Linked DNA regions of Homo sapiens: region 1 is linked to region 2. Evidence: read pairs that join two places in POLR2A ChIA-PET (ENCODE). Cell type or tissue: MCF 10A. All regions are shown on one strand. Each heading gives the region's core, and the rest is flanking DNA. Links, peaks and the distances in the headings are about the cores only. Region 1 overlaps RBBP8-AS1 (RBBP8 antisense RNA 1). Region 2 has its middle 220 kb from the start of CTAGE1.

Evidence for each region. Peaks named below come from ENCODE experiments on the same cell type or tissue, not always from the same donor. Only the 100,000 strongest peaks of a DNase experiment are listed, where the experiment ranks them.
Region 1: POLR2A ChIA-PET joins it to region 2 with 5 read pairs; 2 of 35 experiments call an interaction of 5 or more read pairs at or near these places.

The regions. Positions count from the first base shown.
Region 1 is chr18:22,757,549-22,767,305 of GRCh38, forward strand. The region is part of intron 3 of RBBP8-AS1 (RBBP8 antisense RNA 1); the gene reads right to left. Among named protein-coding and RNA genes, the nearest start is that of RBBP8, 170 kb to the right of the region's middle. In MCF 10A, for the core only: no CTCF peak of the experiment used is centred there; no DNase peak of the experiment used is centred there.
Region 2 is chr18:22,628,822-22,646,137 of GRCh38, forward strand. No RefSeq gene overlaps it. Among named protein-coding and RNA genes, the nearest start is that of CTAGE1, 220 kb to the left of the region's middle. In MCF 10A, for the core only: no CTCF peak of the experiment used is centred there; DNase peaks (open chromatin) are centred at 9,160 and 10,370.

The DNA of each region.
Region 1 (9,757 bases), core at 12-2,511, 120 kb after region 2:
TATACCTCAACACAATAAATGTCATATGTGACAAATCCACAGCTAAAATCATACTCGATGGTAAACATTGAAAGATTTTCCTCCAAGATCAGGAACAAGACAATGATGCCAGCTCTCACCACTCCTATTTTATAGTACTGGAAGTTCTAGCTAGAGGAATTAGGCAAGAGAAACAAATAAAAGGCATCAAGATTGGGAAGGAAGAAGTTAAATTGTCCCTCTTTGCAAATGAAATGATCTTATATACAGAAAACCCTAAAGATTCCACCAAAAAGGCCAGGCACAGTGGTTCACGCCTGTAATCCCAGCACTGCGAGAGGCTGAGGTGGGTGGATCACCTGAGGTCAGGAGTTCAAGACCAGCCTGGCCAACATGGTGAAACCCCATCTCCACTAAAAATAGAAAAAAAGTAGCCAGGCATGGTGGCTCACGCCTGTAATCCCAGCTACTCAGGAGGCTGAGGCAGGAGAATTGCTTGAACCTGGGAGGTAGAGGCTGCAGTGAGCCAAGATCACATCACTGCACTCCAACCTGGGCAATGGAGTGAGACTTCATTAAAAATAAAAAAAAATTCTACCAAAAATCTCTTAGAACTAATAAATACAGAAAAGTTTTGGAATATAAAATCAACATACAAAAATCAATAGCACTTTTATACACTAATTACAAGCTGTGCAAAAAGACACCACAAAAACAGCCCCATTTACAATAGCTAGAAAAAACAAATAAAATGTTTGGGAACAAATTTAACTTATGAAGTAAAACAGCTGTACAGTAAAAACTACAAAATATAGATGAAAGAAACTGGAGAAGACACAAACAAATGGAAAGATATCCCATGCTCATGAATTAGAAGATTCAATATTGTAAAATGTCCATACTACCCAAAGCAATCTACAGATTCAATGCAATTCCTATTCAAAATTCCATGGGCATTTTTCACAGAATTAGAAAAAATTCTAAAATTTATATGGAACCACAAAAGATCTGAATAGTCAAGGCAATCTTGAGCAAAAAGAACAAAGCTAGAAGCATCACACTACCTGACTTTGAAATATACTGCAAAGTTATCACAATCAAAAAAGCATGATACTAGAATAAAAACACACACATAGACCAATGGAACAGATTAGAGAGCTCAGAAATAAAGCCACACATTTATGGTCAATTGATTTTTAGTGATGATGCAAAGAATACACAATAGGGAAAGGAGGGTCTCTTCAATAAATGGTGTTGAGAGAACTGATATTCACATGCAGAAGAATGAAATTGAACCCTTGTCTCACACTAGATACAAAAAACTTGAAATGGATTAAAGACTTAAATGTGAAGCTGTAAAACTACTAGGAGAAAATGTAAGGGAAAAATTCCATGACATTAGTCTTGGCAATGATTTTTTTTTCTATAAACCCAAAAGCACAGGCAATGAAATCAAAAATAGACAAATGGGGTTACTCCAAACTACATAGCTTCTGCACAACAAAGAAATAATCAACAGAGAAAGGAGACAACCTATAAAATTGAAGAAAATATTCGCAAACTGTACATCTAATAAGGGGTTAGTATCCAAAATATATAAGGAACTCAAACAACTCATTAGCCAGAAAACAAATTACCTGGTTTTTAAAAGGGCAAAGGACTTGAATAGACATTTATTAAAAGAAGACATTCAAATAACCAAGTATATGAAAAAACACTCAACATCACTAATCCTCAGGGAAATGCAAATTAAAACTACAATGAGATACCACTTCACACCTGTTAGAACGGCTATTACCAAAAAGACAAAAGATAAAAACTCTTAATGAGGATATGGAAAAAGGAGAACCCTTCCACAACATTAGTGGGAATGTAAAATGAAAAACAATATGTGACCCCTCAAAAAATTAAAAATAGAATTACCATATAATCCAAAAGTCCTATTACTGGATATATAGCCAAAGGAAATGAAATCAATATGTGGAAGAGATATATGCACTCTCATGATTACTGTAGAATTATTCACAATAGCCAAGATCTGGAATCAACCTAAGTGTTCATCAACAAATGAATGGATAAAGAAAATGTGGTATATATACACAATGAAATACTATTAAGCCATGAAAAAGAAGGAAATCCTGTTACTTGCAACAACATGGATTAATCTGGAGGACATTATGTTAAGTGAAATAAGCCAGACACAGAATGATATCACTTTCTGAAAGACAAATACTGCATGATCTCAGAGCTTGACTCCACATGGGCTCTTTAATAATGATAGCTGTTAGTGAAGAAAACAGAAAGAGCATAAGAACTATACAAGAGGATAGACATGAATATGTTAAACTCACATGAAAAATAACTCTGCTGTTTGTTGCTTGGAATACTCATCCAGAAGATATACACAGAATAAGAACATAGATGGAATAAAATGTGGACTTTAAATTTTTGCTGTTTTCAGTTTTCCCCATTGAGAATTCCCTGCATTGGCCACCTGTCTCTTACCACTGCAAAGGACAAGAAGGTATCTCCTTCAGCTGACAAGAGAGACTCACCAAGTGACAGAAGCTTTCCCATGGAGGAACAGTCCCATGGGATTCTCCAAGTAAGATAACAGGGAATCACTAAGAATTTCCTAACTTATGTGGGCAAATGTATTATCAAGGCTACTTTGCTTATTCTAAATCAGTTTTACTCCAGCATAGGCTATTAAAAAAAAAGACTTTTCCAAGACAACATTACACAAATACTCACAGAAAAAATCTGAAGGATCTAAAAAACATAAAGATCCTTTTCAGAACACTAATGGGCTCCAAGACAGTCAGGCATGAGGCCTTTAAAGACCATCACTGAAATGAAATTTCACTGATGAGTACATTCCAAAAAACAGACTGAGACCTGTTTTGTTTCTTCTCTTTTTGAAATGACTTTGAAGTGAATAAACATATCAATGACCTATATATAATTAATTGGTGTCTGGATCTTTTTTGTAAGAGACTTGGGTTGAGTATCCAAAGGCATGTGTGCTCTAAGGGCAAAAATCTCAGAACATTTTGGCTACATTTAACAGGGGGCAATGACTGCAAGAAGGGAGAAAAGGGTCCATGTTCCAGGCTTGCTCTTAATACTATGCAAAGAGCCTGGGGCAAAAGAAAGGGATGGAGGAATACTTACCAGGCAAATGGAAAGCAGAGAAAATCAGGCGTTGCAATCCTAGTCTCTGATAAAACAGACTTTAAACCAACAAAGATCAAAAGAGACAAAGAAGGGCATTACATAATGGTAAAGGGATCAATGCAACAAGAAGAGCTAACTATCCTAAATATATATGCACCCAATACAGGAGCACCCAGATTCATAAAGCAAGTTCTTAGAGACCTACAAGAAACTTAGACTCCCACACAATAATAGTGGGAGACTTTAACACCCCAATGTCAATATTAGACAGATCAACAAGACAGAAAATTAACAAGGATATTCAGGACTTGAACTCGGCTCTGGACCAAGTGGGCTTAATAGACAGCTACAGAACTCTCCACCCCAAATCAACAGAATATGCATTCTTCTCAGTACCACACTGCACTTATTCTAAAATCAACCACATAATTGGAAGCAAAACACTCCTCAGCAAATGCAAAAGAACGGAAATAACAGTCTCTTAGACCACAGTGCAATCAAATTAGAACTCAGTATTAAGAAACTCACACAAAACCACACAACTACATGGAAACCGAACAACCTGCTCCTGAATGACTACTGGGTAAATAACAAAATTAAGACAGAAATAAATAAGTTATTTGAAACCAATGAGAACAAAGATACAATGTACAAGAATATTTGGGACACATTTAAAGCAGTGTTTAGAGGGAAATTTATAGCACTAAATGCCCACAGGGAAAAGCAGGAAAGATCTAAAATCAACACCCTTACATCACAATTAAAAGAACTACAGAAGCAAGAGCAAACAAATTCAAAAGCTAGCAGAAGACAAGAAATAACTAAGATCAGAGCAGAACTGAAGGAGATAGAGACATGAAAAATCCTTCAAAAAATCAATGAATCCAGGAGGTGGTTTTTTGAAAATATTAACAAAATAGATAGACCACTAGCCAGACTAATAAAGAAGAAAAGAGAGAAGACTCAAATAGACACAATAAAAAATAATAAAGGGGATATCACCACTGATCCCACAGAAATACAAACTACCATCTGAAAATACTATAAACACCTCTACACAAATAAACTAGAAAATCTAGAAGAAATGGATAAATTCCTGAACACATACACCCTCCCAAGACTAAACCAGGAAGAAGTCAAATCCCTGAATAGACCAATAACAAGTTCTGAAACTGAGGCAGTAATTAATAGCCTACCAACCAAAAAAAGCCCAGGACCAGAAAGATTCACAGCCAAATTCTACCAGAAGTACAAAGAGGAGCTGGTACCATTCCCTCTGTTACTATTCCAAACAATAGAAAAAGAGGGAAATCTCCCTAACTCATTTTATGAGGCCAGCATCATCCTGATACCAAAACCTGCCAGAGACACACACACATGCAAAAAAAAAAAAAATTCAGGTCAATATCTCTGATGAACATCGATGAGAAAATCCTCAATAAAAAATACTGGCAAACCAAATGCAGCAGCAAATCAAAAAGCTTATCCACCATGATCCAGTCTGCTTCATATCTGGGATGAAAGGCTGGTTCAACATATGCAAATCAATAAATGTAATCCATCACATAAACAGAACCAATGACAAAAACCACTTGATTATCTCAATAGATGTAGTAAAGGCCTTCAATAAAATTCAACACCCCTTCATTCTAAAAACACTCAATAAACTAGCTATCGATGGAACATATCTCAAAATGGTAAGAGCTATTTATGACAAACCCACAGCCAATATCAGACTGAATGAGCAAAAGCTGGAAACATGCCTTTTGAAAACCAGCACAAAGCAAGGATGCCCTCTCTCATCACTCCTATTCAACATAGTATTGGAAGTTCTGGCCAGGGCAATCAGGCAAGAGAAAGAAATAAAGCGTATTCAAATAGGAAGAGAGGAAGTCAAATTGTCTCTGTTTGCAGATGACATGATTGTATATTTAGAAAATCCCATCGTCTCAGCCCAAAATCTCCTTAAGCTGATAAGCAACTTCAGCAAAGTCTCAGGATACATGTGAAAAAAATCACAATCATTCCTGTACACCAAAAATAGACAGAGAGCCAAATCACGAGTGAACTCCCATTCACAATTGCTACAAAGAGAATAAAATACCGTGGAATACGACTTACAAGGGACGTGAAGGACCTCTTCAAGGAGAACAACAAGCCACTGCTCAAGGAATAAGAGAGGACACAAACAAATGGAAAAACATTCCATGCTCATGGTTAAGAAGAATCAATATCAGGAAAATGGCCATACTGCCCAAAATAATTTATGGATTCAATGCTATCTCTAGCAAGCTACCATTGACTTTCTTCACAGATTTAGAAAAACTTCTTTGAATTTCATATGGAACCAAACAAGAGCCCGTATAGCCAAGACAATCCTAAGCAAAAAGAACAAAGCTGGAGGCATCATGCTACCTGACTTCAAACTATACTACAAGGCTACAGTAACCAAAACAGCATGGTACTGGTACCAAAATAGATATATAGGCCAATGGAACAGAACAGAGGCCTCAGAAATAATGCCACACATCTACAACCATTGGATCTTTGACAAAACTGACACAAACAAGCAATGGGGAAAGGATTCCCTATTTAATAAATGGTGTTGGGAAAACTGGCTAGCCATGTGCAGAAAACTGAAACTGGACCCCTTCCTTACATCCTATACAAAATTTAACTCAAATGGATTAAAGACTTAACATAAGACCTAAAACCATAAAAACCCTAGAAGAACACCTAGGCAATACCATTCAGGACATAGGCATGGTCAAAGACTTCATGACTAAGACACCAAAAGCAATGGCAACAAAAGACAAAATTGACAAATGGGATCTAATTAAACTAAAGAGCTTCTGCACAGCAAAAGAAACTATCATCAGAGTGAACAGGCAACCTACAAAATGGGAGAAAATTTTTTCAATCTATCCATCTGACAAAGGGCTAATATCCAGAATCTATAATGAACTTAAACAAATTTACAAGAAAAAAACAACCCCATCAAAAAGTGGGCAAAGGATATGAACAGACGCTTCTCAAAAGAACACATTTATGCAGCCAAGAAACATGAAAAAAAAATTATCATCACTGGTCATTAGAGAAATGCAAATCAAAACCACAATAAGATACGATCTCACACCAGTTAGAATGGCAATCATTAAAAAGTCAGGAAACAATAGATGCTGGAAAGACTGTGGAGAAATAGAAACGCTTTTACACTGTTGGTGGGAATGTAAATTAGTTCAACCATTGTGGAAGACAGTGTGGCGTTTCCTCAAGGATCTAGAACCAGAAATACCATTTCACCCAGCAATCCCATTACTGGGTATATACCCAAAGGATTATGAATCATTATACTATAAAGACACATGCACACTTATGTTTATCGCAACACTATTCACAATAGCAAAGACTTGGAACCAACCCAAATGCCCATCAATGATAGACTGGATAAAGAAAATGTGGCACATAAACACCATGGAATACTATGCAGCCATAAAAAAGGATGAGTTCATGTCCTTGCAGACAACATGGATGAAGCTGGAAACCATCATTCTCAGCAAACACAGGAACAGAAAACCAAACACAACATGTTCTCACTCATAAGTGGGAGTTGAACAATGAGAACACATGGACACAGGGAGGGGAACATCACACACCGGGGCCTGTCAAGGGGTGGGGGCATATGGGAGGGATAGTATTAGGAGAAATACCTAATGTAGATGACATTGGTTGATGGGTGCAGCAAACCACCATGGCACATGTATACCTATGTAACAAACCTGAATGTTCTGCATACGTATCCCAAAACCTAAAGTATAATAAAAAAGAAAAAAATGCCCAAATACCCATCAATGATAGACTGGACAAGGAAAACGTGGCACATATACACCATGGAATACTACATAGCCACAAAAAAAGATGAGTTCATGTCCTTTGCAGGGACATGGATGAAGCTGGAAACCATCATTCTCAGCAAACTAACACAGGAACTGAAAACCAAACACCACATGTTCTCACTCATAAGTGGGAATTGAACAATGTGAACACATGGACACAGGATTGGAACATCACACACCAGGGCCTGTCAGGGGGTTGGGGGCAAGGGGAGGGAGAGCATTAGGACAAATACCTAATGCATGTGGGGCTTAAAACCTAGATGACAGGTTGACAGGTGCAGCAAACCACCATGGCACATGTATACACCTATGTAGCAAACCTTTATGTTCTGCACATGTATCCCAGAACTTAAAGTTAAATAAATAAAAAAGAGCCTGGGGGATCTCCTCAGGATCCAAGAAAGGACACCTCTCTGTCTGAAATGCAGAATGACAGTGATAGAAAAAACTACAGAAATGGTCTTCACTGACAAGCCCAATAGAGAATTCTTATCTTCAACAATTCTGACAGGTAGAATCCAGCTTCATTTTTACTACATCTGGGAATTGGGAGCTCCTTGCCACTTAGTGCAGACCATTTCCATATTTGAATAGTTAAATGTTCTGGAAAGCCTTTTGAAACTTGAGCCAAAGCCAGGTGCTGAGCTATAATCCTAGCTTTCCAGGCGTCAGAGGTTTCCATCTTGGGGGTGCAGAGGAACATATGATAAAATTAGGATGACCACCCATTCTGGTTTGTCATGGACTGTTCTGGTTTTAGCATGAAAGTCCTGTGTCTCAGGAAGCCCTATAATAAATAGGTCACAGGGCTAGAAATCACAGGGTTTCTAGTCACAGGACCTGAGTTACAGTCCCAGCTCTACCATTTAATCTGTTGTGTAGCTTTAGGCAAATCAATTAGTCAATCTAAGCCTCAGTTTATTCATCTATATGAGGATAATAATACCCATCTTACAGAGTTGATGTAAGGATTAAATAAGTAATATATAAGAAGATTTCAGCAGAGAGCCTTGTACACAGTGGAGACTTTTAAATGCTAGCAGATACATCTATAATGAGTATACTTTAACATATAGTGACCACAATTTCCCTTCCTTACAATTTCCAGTCATAAAGTTTCTCCCATCCTTTGAAATACTGCAGAACATATCTGATTCCTCTTCCAAATGAACACTCTTCAAATAGCTGAGGGCTGTGGCATGCTCCATACCACCCACTTTCCACTCCAAATCTATACCAGACTGGTCTCCTCTTTTCCAGACTAAATATCTCTAGTACTTTGACCATCGTTCAGATGACATGATTTCCAGAATTTTGTCCCTCTTATTAACCTTTTTGTAGATCTGTCATTTGTAAAGTGCAGGCCAAGAACTGAGCACAACTTCCTTGATGTTATCTGACCAGCACAAGGACATTTGGATGATTATCTCGTTCCTTCTGGACTCTCTATTTCCATCACATGACCTCAGGTCACATTAGCATTTTGGCAGCCTTAACCCAGTTGGCTTATGTTAAGCTGACAGTCAGCTAACACTCCTGAGCCTTTCTCTTGCTCTTATAAACTATTAAACAAAGTCTCCCTTGGTCTGGTTTCAGCTGATCCTTTAAACACAAAAGTTAGAGTCTAAATTTATCCCTATTAATTGTATCATGCTGGTTGCAGCCTATCCTTCAAGGTTGTTGAGATTTTTATGGCTCCTTAGCCTGTCAGCCAACATGTTAGCTGTTTTTCTCAGTTTTGTTTCATCTTTAAATTTGATAAGAATGCTTCAAACTGTTGATTTAAAATACTGAACAATTTAGGGCCAAGAACCGAACCATTTAAAAGTTTCATAAAGGTTAAGTCTGGTTAATATTAATAACTATTACCATTTGTTCAGTAATTGCTCTGAGCCAGATACTGAGTTAGATGCATTGGGAACATTATCTCATTTGATTGCAGAACTCTTCAAGATAAATATGATTGTCCTCTTCTTACAAATGATAAAACTACACTTATACACTGTTGGTGAGAGTGCAAATTAGTTCAACCACTGTGGAAAACAGTGTGGTGATTCCTCAAAGAGCTAAAGACAGAAATACCATTCGACCCAGCAATCCCATTACTGGGTATATATCCAAAGCAATATAAATCATTCCATACTAAAGACACATGCACATATGTGTTCACTGCAGCACTATTCACAATAACAAAGACATGGAATCAACCCAAATGCCCATCAATTATAGACTGGATAAAGAAAATGTGGTACATATACACCATGGAGTACTATACAGCCATAAAAACAAATGAGATCATGTCCTTTGTAGGAACATGGGTGGAGCTGGAGGCCACTTTCCTTAGCAAAGTAATGCAGGAACAAAATACCACATGTTCTCACTTATAAGTGAGAGCTAAATGATGAGAAGACATGGACACGTAGAGAGGAACAACACACACTAGGACCCACTGGAGGGTGAGGGTAGGAAGGAGCAGAGGTTCAGGAAAAATAGCTAATGAGTACTAGGCTTAATACCTGGGTAACAAAAGAATCTGTACAACATATCCTCATGACATGAGTTTAACTGCATAACAAACCTGCACATATACCTCTAAAGTTAAAAGTTTAAAAATAAATAAATAAAAATATGGAACTAATGAAATAAAACAAATGATAAAACTGAGACTCAGAAATGTCACATGTCTTACTCAAATTCAGACAACT
Region 2 (17,316 bases), core at 9,067-11,566:
TATCAGATACGATAGGCTAAGAAAAGCTACAATTACCAACAAACCCCAAACCTCAGTGGCTTAAAACAACACAGGTTATTCTTTGACAACTATTAGCACCTTTAGAGGGAGTTGGAGTCATCTGCTGACTGCTGTCACTCAGCAGTTTAGGCAGCTGAAGTGTCTATCTTGAGCTTTCCCAGAAGGAAGAGAGGCCTGGAGAGTTCCCCTTGCCAAGTCCATTCATAGCTCACTGGCTAGAACTAGCCACATGGCCTTACCCTACCAAAAGGGGGCTGGGAAATGCAATCCTACCAGGTGTCTGAAGAATTAAGAAAAGGTAGAAAGAGGAAGACAGACCGGTCATTGAACCTAAGAATGAAAGAATAGCAGAGCGGCAGAGCATCTTACAACCGGCGCTCCCTCCACCCAACAGAAGGCAGCCCAGGCCCGGCATTTCCTGACTTCCAGCCTAGCAACAGACCACAGGCACGTTCTTTCCCTCAGATCGAACGAATGGGAGGAATGGGAGTCCCACAATAACAAATGACAATGGCTGCATTATTGTGAAAGCTTAAGATTTATGCACTAGCGTAGGGTGGATGTCCTTGATCGGCACAGCTCTCCGCACCATCACTAAAAGACTCAAGAGTCTTTCCCTCTTGTGACTTTGCATTCCCCTAGGACGTCATCATTGCCTGCATCCAGCCAGACAGACAGAAGGGACAGAGTTTGGAGAAATTGTTGAGGGAGATTTTTATTGGATAAGCATGAAAGTCACACACACGCGCGCGCACACACACACACACACACACACGCTTATGATTTCTCGGAAACAGCTTAGCAACATGGCCAAACCTAATTGCAGATGAAACTGGGATAGCTACCTCCGTTCCCAGGAGAAAAGAGAAAATGTATTTCATGCACACTTGGTCATCCCCTTCAAATAAATCAATTTCTATAACATATAAACTATATCTTTGTTCATCCGAAGGTTAGCATCAAATATGGGAAACAAAGAAAGAAGCAATCCTCATTAGATTTAGGAACAAGAAAAGGAGGAGTGCTTTCATCACTTTTTTCCCACATAGTCTTGGAGGAACCAAAGTAAACATATATTAGAAATATAAATTTTCAAGAAGAAGAGACAAAATTACCTTATTTTTCAGGAGTTGTGATTATTCACCTGAAGAAAATAAAGGAATCAACTGAAAACTCATTTCAAACAATAATTCACAAGATGGATGCGTGTACCAAATTAACACAAAAATTATTAACCTTCCTACATACAAACAAAAATCACTGGAAGATATATTTGAAGAGAAGGCAACAATTAAAAAACAAATGAAAAGGAGAAAATATCGACAAATAATATTTAAAAGAAAAGTAGTAATATCTGCATAATAAGATGTTTATAAAACTATTGAGGAAGAAAGGAAAAAGAAAACCCGAACAAAACAAAACAAAAAGGCCTACCAAGTTTTTGGACTAGAGGGTGCAAAATCATAAAGCATTTCCTCAAATTAATACATATATTCTATAAAATTTAAATTCAAACGCCAACAGTTGAAAGGAGGGAGAAGAAGACTAGATAAGCCAATCTAGAATTCAAATGGAAAATAAACAAGAATCATCAGGACAAGTCAGAGGAAAATTTCAAAAGTTATAGGGCAAGAGTGGACTAGCTATACACATTATTCAAATAGCACATATATTAGTTTCCTATGGCTTCTGTAACAAATTACCACAAACTCGAACCATACCAATTTATTAGCTTATAGTTCTGGAGGTCAGGAGTCCGAAATGGGCCTCGTTGGGCTAATGTCAAGGTGCAGGCAGGGGTGTGTTCCTTTGTGGAGGATCTGAAGGAGAATCTGATGCTTCACCTCTTCCATCTCCTAAAGGCCATTGTTTTCCTTGGCTCACGGCCTCATCCCATCGTCTTTGAAGCCAGCAATGTTTCATTTCTCTAAAATTTTTCTGTAGTCATGCTTCCCTCTTACTCTAAACACAGATGGAAATGTGTCTCTGATTTTATGTCCACATGATTAGATTTTGCCCATCCAGATAATCTAAGAAAATCCCTCCATCTCAAGGTTTCAAGTTTAATCACATCTGCAAAATCCCTTTTGCTATGTAAAGAAACACATTTATAGGTACCAGGGATTAGGATGTGGACATCTTGGGGGTGGAGGGATGAGGGGAAGGACTTTATTCTGCCTACTTCATCATGATTCTGATTCATGTATAGACAGAACAATGAAATATAATAGAAAATATCATAGAAATATTAAAGAAAGTCTAGAATAGACTACAGCAAACATACGGTGTTAATCTATTATAAATGCCATTTTATATCAGTGGCAAAATTGCTTATTCAACACTTATTGAAATAACTGTATTAGAATTGGAAATGAAGTAAATTGGATACCACCGTATGGCACTACAACAAAATTAATTCCAGATGGATCAAAGATTTAAATGTAAAGAAATGAAACCATAACAAAATTAGTATAAACTGTGGAGGAATATTTTATAACCTTTGAGTGAGGAAACCATAAAAGAAGATATTGATAAATTCAACTACATAAAAATTTTAAAATATGCATGGTAATAGAATACCATAAACTAAATCAAAACATAAACCAAGAACTGTATATTTTTTAACTTCAACTCATTTCATTGCATAAGGTTAATATCCTTAATATATAAAGAACTCCTATGAATCAATAAAAAAGAACCCAACAGAAAACTGGACAGAAGTTGCATATAAACAGTTCAAAGAACAGAAATTCAAATTGCTCTTAAACACAAGAAAATATGTTCAACCTCACTCATAAGCAAAGAGATGAAAATCCACCCTGAGATACCTTTTTTTGTAACCTAGCAGATGGACAATGATAACTCTGATAACACATTATGTTAATCATGGTATGCATACACAATACTGGAGTAGATGTCAATTGATAAATTCTCTGAGAGGAGCAATTTACTCAAACTAAAAATGCACATACACTTTGATAAAGCAACTCTATTTCTATGAATTTATGTGCTAAATATATAATGGGCAAAATAGAATGTGTACATGGCAAATAGAATGTGTCAGTATTGTTATAGCAAAAGATTGAACATAAACAAAATGCCCAATAGGTTCTTGGTTAATTATAATAATCCACATATTCAGATACTCTGGAATACTCTTCAGCTCTCCAAAGAATAAAGTAGCTTCTTCATACTGATATAAATGGATCACCTAGATAAATTTTAACTTTACCAAAATGCAGAATAGCAGACAGGGCAAGCTAACATTTGTGTCAAATTACAGACCAGATGCCAAGGCCAAGTAGGAATAATTTTTAAATTATATGTTTTCCTCTTTTTGCCTTGAATCATCAAAGGTTGATTACAAGTAAATTTCTGATATTAAATGTCAATGTTATAAATCATCTTTTAGGCATGGTAATAGGATATCAAGCGTAAGCCAGCAGGATTTTGCATGGGGAGTTCCCCCCTTTCCTTCCACCTTTCCCTAGCAAATATTCTGGGAAACGAGGCACATTTTTTCCTGAATTAAGTATGCTTCACTGTGACCTCATTCTCTCTTCATTCATCAGACACCCCAAACTTGACCCGCAACCCAAACTGCATTCTTTTCCCGTTGGACCTTAAAGTTTCAGGAAACTGATATTTTAGCCACACACACAAAAAAGCCTTCAATCTAAAGATTAGTTTTTACATGTTCTCTAAATAGTTTTGCAAAATCACTTGGCAAAGTGTCTGAGAATGGTTATAGGTTGTTATCCTACCTGCCTTAATTTTCAAAGATGCTATACATTATGAATAACTGGAAAGGAAGAGTTTCTGCAGTTTATGGGTACATCTGTTTTCAAAACCTATTTTCCAGAATGATTGTTGACTCCTTAGTATCTGTTCTTTTCCTTTGCTTATTAGATATCCTGCATCAGAATAATGATTCAGCAAAGTAATACAGCTACAGACTGTCTTTCATTCTTGATCTGGCTGATCCTCATATCTTTGTCTACCAGGAAATATAATCATTAAAATGAACGTCCTGGAACATGGATAAAGAATGACACTTTTCCCGGAGATACAGGCTTTATACCAGGGCAACCCACACATTTTGTTACTTGGCTTTCTTTTCCATACAAGGCACAGTGGACACCAATCTTTGTGGCCCTATAACTCATGATGGCTTCCTCCTTCTCTGGGAATAATCCCATACACAGATAATGTGTTTATAAGACTTAATAGATTCTGCTCCTCTATGGCAAGAGGAACAGATTCTATAAGATTCTTTATAAGATTAAAGAATCTATTTATAAGAGTCTGCTCCTCTTGCCATAGAGATACATTGATGGACAACCCAACTGGACTAATCAGCCCTTTCCCCATATTTTTGTCTAGAAGTAAAGGAAGAGAGGCAGCCTCTCTGTGGGAGTTGGAAACACAGGATGCAAGACCCAGGAGCAGCTGCCTGCCTGCTATGGTTTCTGCTACACAGAGAAAGCTTATTTGCAGTAGGCAGTATTTAAGGCAACAACATAGAGACAAGCAGAAAAAAAGACACATGAAAGGGAGGCCTAAGGGCTTTGACATCTTGGTTCCAGTGGACCCTGGGTCTCACTACGTCCTTGTCTTTGCCATAATTATGTGAAATATTCCAATAATTATTCTCTAAATGATCCACTTGGCCTAAGCTAGTAGGTGGAGTTGGGTTTCTCTGAGTTCCAACCAAAACAGTTCTGACTAACACACCTTGCTTACATGACAATATCCACCTGCTCAGACATCCCTCCCTACACATATGTGCCCTGGGTTTGAATCCTTGGCCCCACTATTTAAGAGCTGTGTGACCTTGGGACAGTTAGGTAAACCTCTTTAGCCTCAATTTACTCATCTCTTTGATGGAGGTAATGATAGAATCCATCTCAAAGGATTATTACGGAGTTTCAATGAGTGAATAAATGAAAATTTGCTTATAATAGTGCCTGAAACACAGTAAGTGGTCAAAAAGTTAGCTATTCTTGTTATCATATATCATTATACCTATATATATGTAAAATATATTATAAATATATTGTAAAATATATTGCCAAAATATATTGCCACATAATCTAGTAATATGTTTAGAGCAATAATGAAACTTTTTTGTATGCTTTTTATATGCCAGACAGTGCTGATATAATCATTTCATTTAATGCTCACAAAACCTATGAGGTAGAAAGCATTATTATCCCCACATTACTAAGAATAAAATCACATACATAATTTTTTCAGTCTTACAGCTAGAAATTAGCAGGATCAGTCATTGGAGCTATGCCTTTGACTTCAAAACCTATGTTCTCTTTTTTTTTTTTTTTTTCCTAACCTTTTCTGAGTGTTGCTGGGGTGGGTGTAATATATGAGTAATAAAAAATGTACAAAATCTAAATGTTCCACCAAATGAATTTTCACAAAGTGCCCTCCACATAACCACCACTCAGGCCAGATGCCCCTCAAAGTCTCCTCTCAGTCTCTCTCTCTTGCCCTCTTCCCTGAAAAAATCACTCTTACGATGACTTGAACTGAGTCAAATTAGCTAATAAAGAACTACATTTCCCAGAATTCCATTATGATTCCAGTTAAGGTTGGTTGCAAGAGAAATTGGCTCAGGATTTGGAAGGCAGGAATAAAACAGTAGCCGTTCAGCTATGAAAGTCACTGCAAGACACCAGGTACAGCTCCAGCTCATGCACATTGATACTGCTGGCTCCCCACATTGGCCTGGGACAGCAGCCTGGCCTCATCTCCTTCAGTTCCCACCAAACCTCCTCCTTCAGCTGCTCCCAGCGCTAGCCCAGGTGTCTGTGCAGCTCCATGGCAAAGGGTGTAGCAACTTCTGCAGGTCACCAGCACCATCAAGGTCAGAAACAGTGAGAGAAAAATACAAGTAACAGGTTGCCCTCATGGGCTCCCGGTCTTGAGGCCATGCAATAGTATAAGTCTGTGAGATTCATATTGTTGCAAGTAACTGTAGTTTGTTTTTTTTTTCTCTGCCATTTCATATATTGTATGAATGGAGTACAATTAATTTACCAGTTTTAGTGCTGATTGTTAATTGGGGTGTCTCTAGGGTAGGTTTATTGTGAATACTACTACTCAGAATATTTTTATACCTATTTATTAGTGCATATAGCAAACATTTCTGTTGAGTATGTAACTAAGAATGGCATTGCTGGGCCATAGGGTATCCATATGTTTAACTTTAATAGAAAATAATAAGCCATTTCCTAAAGTCTGTATGCCATTTTCCACTCCCACCAGTAGTACATGCATTGCAAATATTTTATCCTACACTGTAGTTTGCTTTTACACTCTTTTTAGGGGAGTCTGTAAATGAATAGAAGTTCGTCATATTAAAGTGATCCAATTTATCAATCTTTTCCTCTACAGTTAGTGCTTTTTCAATTCTGTTTAATAAATCTTTCTCTACCCCCTAAGACATGAAGAAATTGTCCTATATTATCTTTTGGAAGCTTTATTGTTTTGCCTTTCACACACAGATTTGTAAGTTACCTGGAATTAATTTTCATGTCCAATATGAGGCAGGGGTTCAGTTTCATTTATTCCAAATGGTCATAAAATTGATCTACCACCACTCACTGAAAAGTTGATCTTTGTCAAAAATTAAGTCATAAATGAATAAATCTGTCTCTATGAATAAATCAGTCTGTGCCTTCTACTCTGCTCCATTTATTTCTCTCTCATGGCATCATTACCACACTGTGTAAATTATTCTAGCTTTAGAATGTGTCTTTATAACCAGTAAAACAAGTTCTACTACCTTATTCATCTTCTTCAAGAGCAACTTAGCTATTCTTGGCTAAGTTTTAGATGGTTTTTCCATCTAAATATGAAAATCAGCTTATCAATTTATACCAAAAAAACCTGTAAGGAATTGTAACTGAGATTGACTCTATAGACCAATTGGGAGAAATAACTGACATCTTAAAAATGGTGAGTCTTTTGATGCATTCTTTAAATGTTCTCAATTATGGTTTATAATTTTCTGTGTAGACATCTTAAACATCATTTCACCAATGAACAAAGTTTGAGGAGAATCAAGGTATTTTCATAGTCTCAAAATATCTCCCCTAAGATATCTACCAATGACAAAGGGAAAAATAGGAAATTTTTACAGCAGGGAAACCTGGCAGACACCACTGTAACTAAGTGATCAAGCTTACCATCATCAGTAATAAGTTGTATCAACATCAGGCACCTCCTGATATGATGCAGTATCACATCTGTAATACATTCTCGCCAAAAATGCATAACCCCATGGAATCATGAGAAAACATCAGACAAATCAAATTGAAAGACATCCTACAAAATACCTGACCACTAATCATCAAAAGTGTCAAGTTTATAAATGACAAGCAAAAACTGAAGAACTGCCACAGATTGGATGAGACTAAGGAGATGCAAAAACTAAATGCAATATGGGAATCCTGGATTGGATCCCAGAGATGAAAAGAACATTAGAGATCAAACTGGCAAAATTCTAATAATGGTTGTGGCTTAGTTAACAGTATTGTCCAATGTTAATCTACTTGTTTTAAAAAACTGTATTATGGTTATGCAAGTTGTCAACTTTAGGAAAAGATAAATAAAGAGTATGTGTAAATTTCTACGTCAGTTTTGCGACTTTTCTGTGAGTTTGAAATTATTTCAAGATTTTAAAAGAAAGGGAAAATAAAGTCATACTGGCTCATGAAATAATTGGAATCTTCTTTGCTCTTTTTATATTCTCTAGAGAAGTTTACACAAGATCAACAGGATTTCTGCCTTGATGTTTGGTAGAATTCATCAGCAAAACTATCTGGATTAGAGTTTTTTGTGGGATAATTTTAAATTATGAGTTCTATTTAACTAATAATTATAAAGGATAAGATTTTTCTAATTTTTCTCATGACTATGTTTACTTTGCCTAGGAACCTATTCATCTATCCATTTTATTTAATTTTCAAATTTGCTGGCATAAAGATTTCTGTAATACCTTATTTTTTTGTATTGGCTATAGGATCTGTAGTGATGTCATCTTTTTTCATGTCTGATACCAACTATTTTGCCTTCTTTTTCCCATTCATTCCTGCCATGGCTTTATCAATTTTATTAGTCTTTTCAAATAAAGAAATTTTAACTTTTTAGAAGCTCCTTATTTTGTTTTTTCTTTTACTGATTTATTTTCTTTTATTTATAATTTTATTTTTCCTATTTTTTTGGTTTTAATTTATGATTATTTTATTAACTTCAAGAAATAGAAGGCCACTGGTTTTCAGCCTTTTTTGTTTTCTAATGTATTTATTTTAGGCAGTAAGTTCCCTCTAAGTGAACTTTAGCTGCATCCCTCAATAGTTGATGGCACGTTTTCATTATTATTTAGTTTAAAAATGCTTCCTGGGCCAGGCAAGGTAGCTCAAGCCTGTAATCCCAGCACTTTAGGAGGCCAAGGCGGGAAGATCACTTGAGGTCAGGAGTTCAAGACCAGCCTGGCCAATATGGCGAAACCCCGTCTCTACTAAAAATACAAAAATTACCCGGGCATGGTGGTGTGTGCCTGTAATCCCAGCTACTCAGAAGGCTGAGGCAGGTGAATCGCTGGAACCCAGGAGGCAAAAGTTTCAGTGAGCTGAGATCGCGCCATTGTACTCCAGCCTGGGTGACAGAGTGAGACTCGGTCTCAAAAATACAAAACATGTAAATAAATAAATAAAAGTGCTTACTGCCTCAGGAACCCACATGCTCACCTCTGCAGCACATTCCTTCTCCTCTTTCCACTTCTGAAATGCTTCCTTCATCTTTGGAATTTATAATGTAAAAGAATTTTGCTAGACATAGGAAGGACACGAAAAGGTCTCTGCCCTCAAGAATGTTTTTGAAGAGGTAAGATGTATGAACAAGATCCAAAAAATCAATACACTTGAAATATGGTGAATGACATGAGTAGTACAATTTTTTAAAATCCTGACTACAGTGTTTGGGCAAAATTTCATGCAGAATGTGGATTTTAACTGAACTTGTACTTACGGAAAGGACTTAGGTGGTGGGAGGAAAGGGATAAGGGAAACTAGGATGAGCAGAGACCTAGTGGGTGGAAAGTTCAAAGAGCTGTTTGGGGAAACAATGAGTCAGTGTGGCTCACTGAAGAATTTGTGTGATGAAATGGGAGAACTGCAGTTAAAAAATAGTTCTGTCTTATATATCATAGTAATATTGGGTAAATGAATTTGATTTCATCTTGTAGAGAATAGAGAGCCATTTTAAAATTTAGATTGGCAATTGATACAAACAAATGACTGGGTACATGGCTCACTCACACCTGCAATCCCAGCACTTTGGGAGACCAAGGCAGGAGGATTGCTTGAGCCTGGAAGCTCAAGACCAGCCTGGGCAACATAGTAAGACCTCATTTCTGCAAAATACACAAAAATTAGATGGGTGTGGTGGCAGGTACTAGTGGTCCCAGATACTCAAGAGGCTGAGATGGGAGGATCACTTGAGCCCAGGAGGCAGAGGTTGCAGTGAGCCATGATGGTGCCAGTGCATTCCAGCCTGGGCAACAGAGCCAGACCCTATCTCCAAAAAAAAAAAAAAAGAAAGAAAGAAAGAGAAAGAGAGAGATGAAAGAAAAAGAGAGAGAGGGGAAGGAGGGAAGGAGGGAAGGAAGGAAGGAAGGAAGGAAGGAAGGAAGGAAGGAAGGAAGGAAGGAAGGAAAGTATTGTAGGAATACTGATCAGGAGGCTCAAGTTGGATAAATTGAAAAGAACAGAAGCTAAAAGCAAGAAACCAAGCACATGTTCTAAGGTCTTTACTGGCGTAAGAATAGGAGGAATTAAAAAGACAACAGGATAACCTGTGGAGAGGGTTGGTTGGGGGGCATCTCATTGACCCTTTGGGATCAATCCCAAAGAAGATTGACTTTAGTGAATAAGGACACAAGTACTTCTCTTACCACATCAAAGAAATGATGCATTTGCTATCAGGCTAAAAAGAGCAGTAGCAGTATAGAGAGCCTTTATCCTATGTTTAGATGCTTTCCTTACTTTTTTTTTTTTTTTTTGGAGAAACCACTTTCTTGTATTTTGGGGTGGTGTTTCTGCTTTTCAACATGTATGTGGGGAATTGTTGCAATTTTCACTTTGTCGATTACATTGGCCAAGAGATATTGTACTGCATTTCAACCTGATGCCTTCCACATTTGTATAGATCACAAACCCCATAGTTCAGGAATGAGCCAAAAACATGCCACATCTGCATGATGCTAAAGGTCATTCCCTTGAAATGCATCATACCAAATGGAATCTTATTTCTTGCCAAAAACGTTGTGGGTGTCTGTCACAACATTTATCTTCCTTCCATCAACAGCAGCAGCAGCAACATCATAATATTTCATGTTCAACCTTGGATGACATCAGAGAAACTCTTTAGCTCGTGTCTATGGGTTTTCACCATACAACCAGAACCTCAAGGCTCCTGTTCTCACATTCCCCATCTCCTCATCATCACAGATCAAGGTTCACTTTCTTTGTAAACTTTCCCTTTAACCCCACTCACTAACAAAATCACTGACTTAACTCTCACTACAACAAAATTATATATTTACAAATGTCTATTTCTCTTGCATTGGTTGGCTTTTGTCTTTTCCATTAGATTATAGACTATGAACTGTGAGTACTGCCAAAAATGTCTCAGACTAACCCGCTACCATTCTTTGATGATACGTGATTATATATGAATTTATCTTTTTTCTTCATAACTTTATTCTCTTTCTCCCAAACCCACCCATGCATCATTTTCATGGGCTAATGTAATCAGAACCACTCCTGGCATTTAGGCTAGAAAACACTGACAATGATGAGGAAAGCAAGTATCCTTTAAACATTTATCTTTTCCGTTGTTATGCTATAGTCCCCTGAAGCTGCCTGCAAAAGCCACAATATTCTTACGGCAGATGGTGTCACTCATGAAAATTCTGGTGTCTATGCCAAGAAAACTTATTATAAGAAAGAAACGGCTGGGCGCGGTGGCTCATGCCTGTAATCCCAACACTTTGGAAGGCCGAGGCGGGCGGATCACAGGTCAGGAGATCTAGACCATCCTGGCTAACACGGTGAAACCCTGTCTCTACTAAAAATACAAAAAAAAAAAAAAAAAAAAAAAATCAGCCGGGCATGGTGGTGGGCGCCTGTATTCCCAGCTATTCGGGAGGCTGAGGCAGGAGAATGGCGTGAACCTGGGAGGCGGAGCTTGCAGTGAGCTGAGATTGCGCCACTGCACTCCAGCCTGGGCGACAGAGCAAGACTCCGCCTCAAAAAAAAAAAAAAAAAGAAACAAACAAACAAACAAACAAACGTATTTTCCCACTCCTCTGGTTTCTACGAGGAAGAATTTTCCCCTAAGCACTTCTGGCTTCTCAGCCTACCCCTTACTTTTCACCACAGAAATAGAGTGAATTACCTGATTTGATGAATCTGGGAGAGGAACTGGACACTCACACTTCAGCATCTTCTTATCATCCTCTTCCTCTTGGGAGCCAGCCATCTGCAGGGTGAACGTGCTCCTCCGTGCTAGAAGTTTTCCAGGGCAGGCCCCACAGACAGCAGCCTGCAGAAGTGCAGCACTGCCCAAGGCCAGGTGGGTCAGTCTCAGTCCAAGTATTTTGTATAAGTAAAGATGCCCATTTTCACTGCACACCCAAGCTTCTAACAGCTGGCATCTTGGTTTCTATCTGACCTATTGTTTGTCTTTGTCATAAAATTACTCAGAAAAGGAGAGTGTTTACTGAGTCCCTCTCCAGCGGCAACAGTGCTACCAGACATTTGGCTGGCATTGGCAGGAGTTAGTAAGCTCCTAAGGCAATGCTGCTCTCTGAATGTGGGCAGGAGGACATCCATTTCCTCCCTGAAAGCCGTGCTGCAGTTAATATTCACAATGGTCACTGTGGTCCCCTATGCTCCTGTCTCTAATAAACCTCCAGGTTCCTCTCATCCTATTGCCCTGTGGCCTGAGGCTACAAACCAATCTCAAGGAACACATAGCATCTCAGTGATCAAGTGACACCTTCCTTCTTAGGGGTAGAGGTTTGTGTTGCTGTATCCGCTTTGCTGTAGGTACAGCTGGCCCTCTGTTTCCCCAGGTTCCATATCTGCAGGTCAAAAATATTTGGAAAAAAAATACAAATAGAAAAGCGATATAGTATAACAACTATTTACATAGCATTTACATGGTGTTAGACATTATAAGTAATCGAGAGATGATTTAAAGTATACTGGAAGGGTTGGGCATGGTGGCTCATGCCTGTAATCCCAGCACTTTGGGAGGCTGAGGTGGGCAAATCACTTGAGGCCAGGAGTTCAAGACCAGCCTGGGCAACATGGAGAAATCCTGTCTCTACTAAAAATACAAAAATTAGCTGGGCGTGGTTGTGCATGCCTGTAGTCTCAGCTACTTGGGTGGCTGAGGCATGAGAATCACTTGAGCCGAAGAGGCGGAGGTTGAAGTGAACCAAGATTGAGCCACTGTGCTCCAGCCTGGGCAACAGAGTGAGATTCTGTCTCAAAAAAAAAAAAAAAAAAAACATATGGGAGGATGTGCATAGGTTATATGCAAATACTATGCCATTTTATATAGGGGGCTTGAGCATTCAGGGATTTTTGTATCTATGGGGCCCTGGAACCAATCCTCCATGGATACCAAGGGATGACTGTAGTTTCCAGCAGGGAGATCATCACAATGGCATGTTTTTTATGTTTCAGAGGAAAGCATCTTCTAGTCTATGAATGTACACTCTGGAGCTGCTCTGGATATTGGCAATGTTGCTACCAATCTAGAAATCAGGAACCTAAAGACCCTTTTCTAACACACTGGCCTAGGGTAAGTCAACTGAGTGTGGTCAGAGTCTATCTCAACATGGAGCATTGCAGCCCCAGCGCCTCACTTCTGAGTGACCCAGAGAGCCCAGAACAAGTGGTAAAAGTAGACACAAGTGAAATCTCCTTTAACTAGTTCTTTGCTCTCACCTCCCACCCTCACCCACCTCGTTCTCAGGCCTTTCTTTCTTCTATGCCCAGACCTGTCTAATGTATGCGAAAATAGAATCTCCCAACTTTTTCTCACTGAGACCAACTGAGCTTATTATATAATTTCAGCTCTTGTTCCAAGAAAACCAAGATCAATCTAAAAAAGCAGTCATCTGAACTTGGCAGACATTCGTGTGGGAAAGTCTTTAAGCAAAAACAAATTTGTTGACGTACTGGGACAAGAAACTCAGAGAACAGATAACATGTTCCATGAGCCAACTCTGTCCTCGCTTCAGATTCACTCTTTTCTCAGCCAACAGTCCTTGTTCCACTCTATGGAAGATGCCAACTCATCAGTTTGTCATGATTAGGCCAGATGCCCTCACCAAGGGTCCCAAGGAATACCAAACGGTCATTCCTTAGGCCCTTTGGTTAGGGAGACAATCACTAAGTTCAGAAACCTTAGGCTGTAGTGCATGAAAAAAACACCTGACCAACAAAAGGAGTGAAGAAAGGTATTAAAAACAAAGAGTTGCGCTGAGATGGCTTTTGTGCTTCTAGTCTATGTCAATCAATTAATTTCCTCTGGCCACGCTCCCCTCCTCTTCAAGACTATATGGAGAGGGGTCCTTCTGTCTTTATTACAGTTAGTGACAACATGACAAAACCTACTGAATTCAGCTTCAAAATTGAAATATAAATAAATATTAGGGTTCCCCAAGGAAGGAAGTTGCTTTTCCTTTCCCAAGCAAGAAGTGGAGGAGATGGGGAGAAGATGGTTCTGGGGAACATCAAAACAGCTGCAGCTCCTTAGGCAAGGGGAAATACTAGTTAGGGACAGCCTCGCATCAAGGAAAGAGATACTAAGAAACTGGTCTTATAAAGGACCAAAGCAACTGGAAAGAAAGTACATCACTTTATACCCAGTGGAAAACACTGGAGGTTCATGGTGACCCAGGTGGATTGATTTATTATTCAAAAGGTAATAGCTGTCTAGGATTTGTGCCTGTGTCCACCTCTTCTTCCTCTGTGGTTTCTTCGTGAGCAAGGGCTTTAAAATAGCATGTGAGAGTCAGAAAAGAAGATGCCAGAATGTCAAATAACTCCCAAGTACCATGCTGAACATTTTTGGTGTTCTGGGTTTTCTTGAGTTGTTTCTTTCAGGAGTTACAAGAGTGGAACAAATGGGCAGCCACTGAGAGGCTCAGCCTTGCTCACTCACTACTTTCTGAGCAAGGCAATTCTCTTACTTCTCAGAACCCCCTCTCTGATAAAAATCAATAATAAAGTGTATACCCTGTCCAAGCAGAAACTTTTATTTCCCAGGGGCTCAAAGCATTTCCCAATCACCAATCCTCTAATCCACAATTCCAATCAGCATTTAGCCAATAGGCTAAATTTATCTTCTAAATATCAACATCTATGTTCAAATCAAGAATGGATCCAATCAGCAGGTAGAGGAATTAGAACATGCAAGTCAGTGTCCTACCAATATAATCCAGAGCCATCATGTCAGTGCTGCTAAAAATGGTATTAGCTAATTAGGTGACCACCATTAATGCAAGTCATGATGCAACGTAACTGAAGGTGTTGTTGCCCTAATGACCCAAGTCACAGTTTATGGCCATACCACTCTCAACAAGTCTGATCTCCTCTAATGAACCATGCCATTTATCTGAACGTGAACTCGGAGATATTTAATTATATTTTTATGCCCTGTAAAATAGGCAGGACCCAGAAGGCTGATATTGTTTTCTGTTTCTCACATAATAGTAATAACCTTTGTTTTTTGTGAGTAAACTAGTTGCTCCAAAGAGAAACTCACCCACAACAATTAGTTCCCTGAGATCTTTTCACAAAGTCCAGGACCCAGTAGATCCATCCAGTGGCGTTTACAGCCTGAAACTACCATTTTCCTCACAATGGCATGGTCCAGCTCATTGACAATAACAAATTGCTAACTGTAGAAAAATTTTTCTGGAATTTTATAGAATTCAAAGGAAACAACTGCATTTTTTCAGAAATTTACCACAACTGAAACAAGGCCAAGTTTATAAAAATTCCTCAACTGTAATCTCCTCCACAAAATCCCAATGCTGGAAAGAACCTTGAAGTCATCTAGTTCACACATATCCTTCAGAAAAGAAAAGATCAAAAGGACTTGAAATTAAAAAAAAATTTAAAAAACCACTCTGGATTCCTGTCCTATTTCAGCCACTAATTCATTTGACCCAGAACGCATTACATCATCTCCCTCAAATTCACTGTCTTCATATGTATGATGATAGCTTTAAACCAGATCATGTCTAAAGTTCCATCCAACTTGAAAATCCATGATTATATGAAACCAGACTACAAGTGGCCCTTGAATAACATGGGTTTGAACTGTGTGCATCCACTTATAAGCAGATTTTTTTAAATAAATATACTGGAAAAATTTTTGCAGATTTGTGACAATTTCAAAAAACTCACAGACAAAAAGCAGAGCTTAGAAATATCAAAAAGATTAAGAAAAAAGGTACGTCACAAATGCACAAAATATATGTAGATATTAGTTTATCACTTACTACCATAAAATATATACGAATTTATTATAAAATGTTAAAACTTACCAAAACTTAGGTACACAAACACTCTACATGGCACCATTCACATAAATATAAAGATGTAGTATTAAATCATAACTGCATAAAGCTAACCATGCTACACACTGTACTACTGTAATAATTTCATAGCCACCTCCTGTTGCTGTTGAGATGAGCTCAAGTGTTGCAAGTATCCACTTAAAACCCTGTGTGACACTAATCATCTTTGCGTGAACAGTTCATCTCTCCAGTATACTGCGTTACCACAGTAAAAAGTGATCTCTCAAAGTTCTAGGTATCTTTCATTGTGTTTAGTGCAATATTGTAAACCTTGAATAATACCATGGGATCCATATGTAGTGCCACTAGCCATGCTGGAAATGCTCCCAAGAACAGAGAAAAGTCATAACATTACAAGAAAAGTCATAACATTACAAGAAAACGTTGAACTGCTTGATATATTACTGTAGAATGAGGTCTGCCGCTGCACTTGCCCACCATCTCAGACAGACAATTCGTCTTGTAAACAGATGATGTAAACTTACTACTGTGATTACTACAGTACAGTACCGTAACTGTATTTTATCTTCCTTATGATTTTCTTTCTTTCTTTTTTTTTGAGACGGAGTCTTGCTCTGTTGCCAGGCTGCAGTGCAGTGGCGCGATCTCGGCTCACTGCAACCTCCGCTTCCCGGGTTCAAGCAATACTCCGGCATCAGCCTCCCAAGTAGCTGGGACTACAGGCAAGCACCACCACGCCCAGTTAATTTTTGTGCTTTTAGTAGAGACGGGGTTTCACCATGTTGGCCAGAATGGTCTAGATCTCTTGACCTCGTGATTCGCCCGCCTCGGCCTCCCAAAGTGCTGGGATTACAGGCGTGAGCCACCGTGCCCGGCCCTTATGATTTTCTTAATAACATTTTCTATTCTGTAGCTTACTTTATTGTAAGAATACAGTATATAATACCTATACAAAATATATGTTAATCGACTGTTTATGTTATTAGCAAGGCTTCTGGTCAACAGTAGGCTATCAGTAGTTAATTTCTGAAGGAGTCAAAAGTTATACGTGGATTTTCAACTGCGTGGGGGGTCAGCACCAAAATCTTAAGTTGTTCAGGGGTCAACTAACTGTACTTTGAAAACTGAATAGGAAGAAAGAGCCTACATTTTTCCTTACAGAGAAATGCCAAGACTTTTGTTAACTTTCAAACTGGAGGAATGCTAACTGTCATAGCTGAGATCTGGGAAAATTTTAACTTATGCCAAAGTCAAGCTTCTACATAATTATTTTTAAAGTGAGGATAATTTTTCTACTTGAGACAACCTAGCACAGTGACAGAATAAGAAGATAGAAAATGTGTCACTATTTACTCTTGCTGAATGTAAATCCATAACTTAACTGAAGAGTAGGTGAAATGCATTACCTTCCCAGGGAAGAACTCAAATCTCTTTCCTGAGAATCATTCCCTTTCTGCAAGAATTCTATGAAAGAATTATATACAATAGAATAAAAGCTTATTATTTATTTACTAAATCAAAGTTGCCTGGATCATTATTACACATTTATCAGAAAAAGTCATAAATTTTCTGCTTAGAGATTTTACACTTAGCCGGGCGCGGTGGCTCACGCCTGTAATCCCAGCACTTTCGGAGGCTGAGGTGGGCAG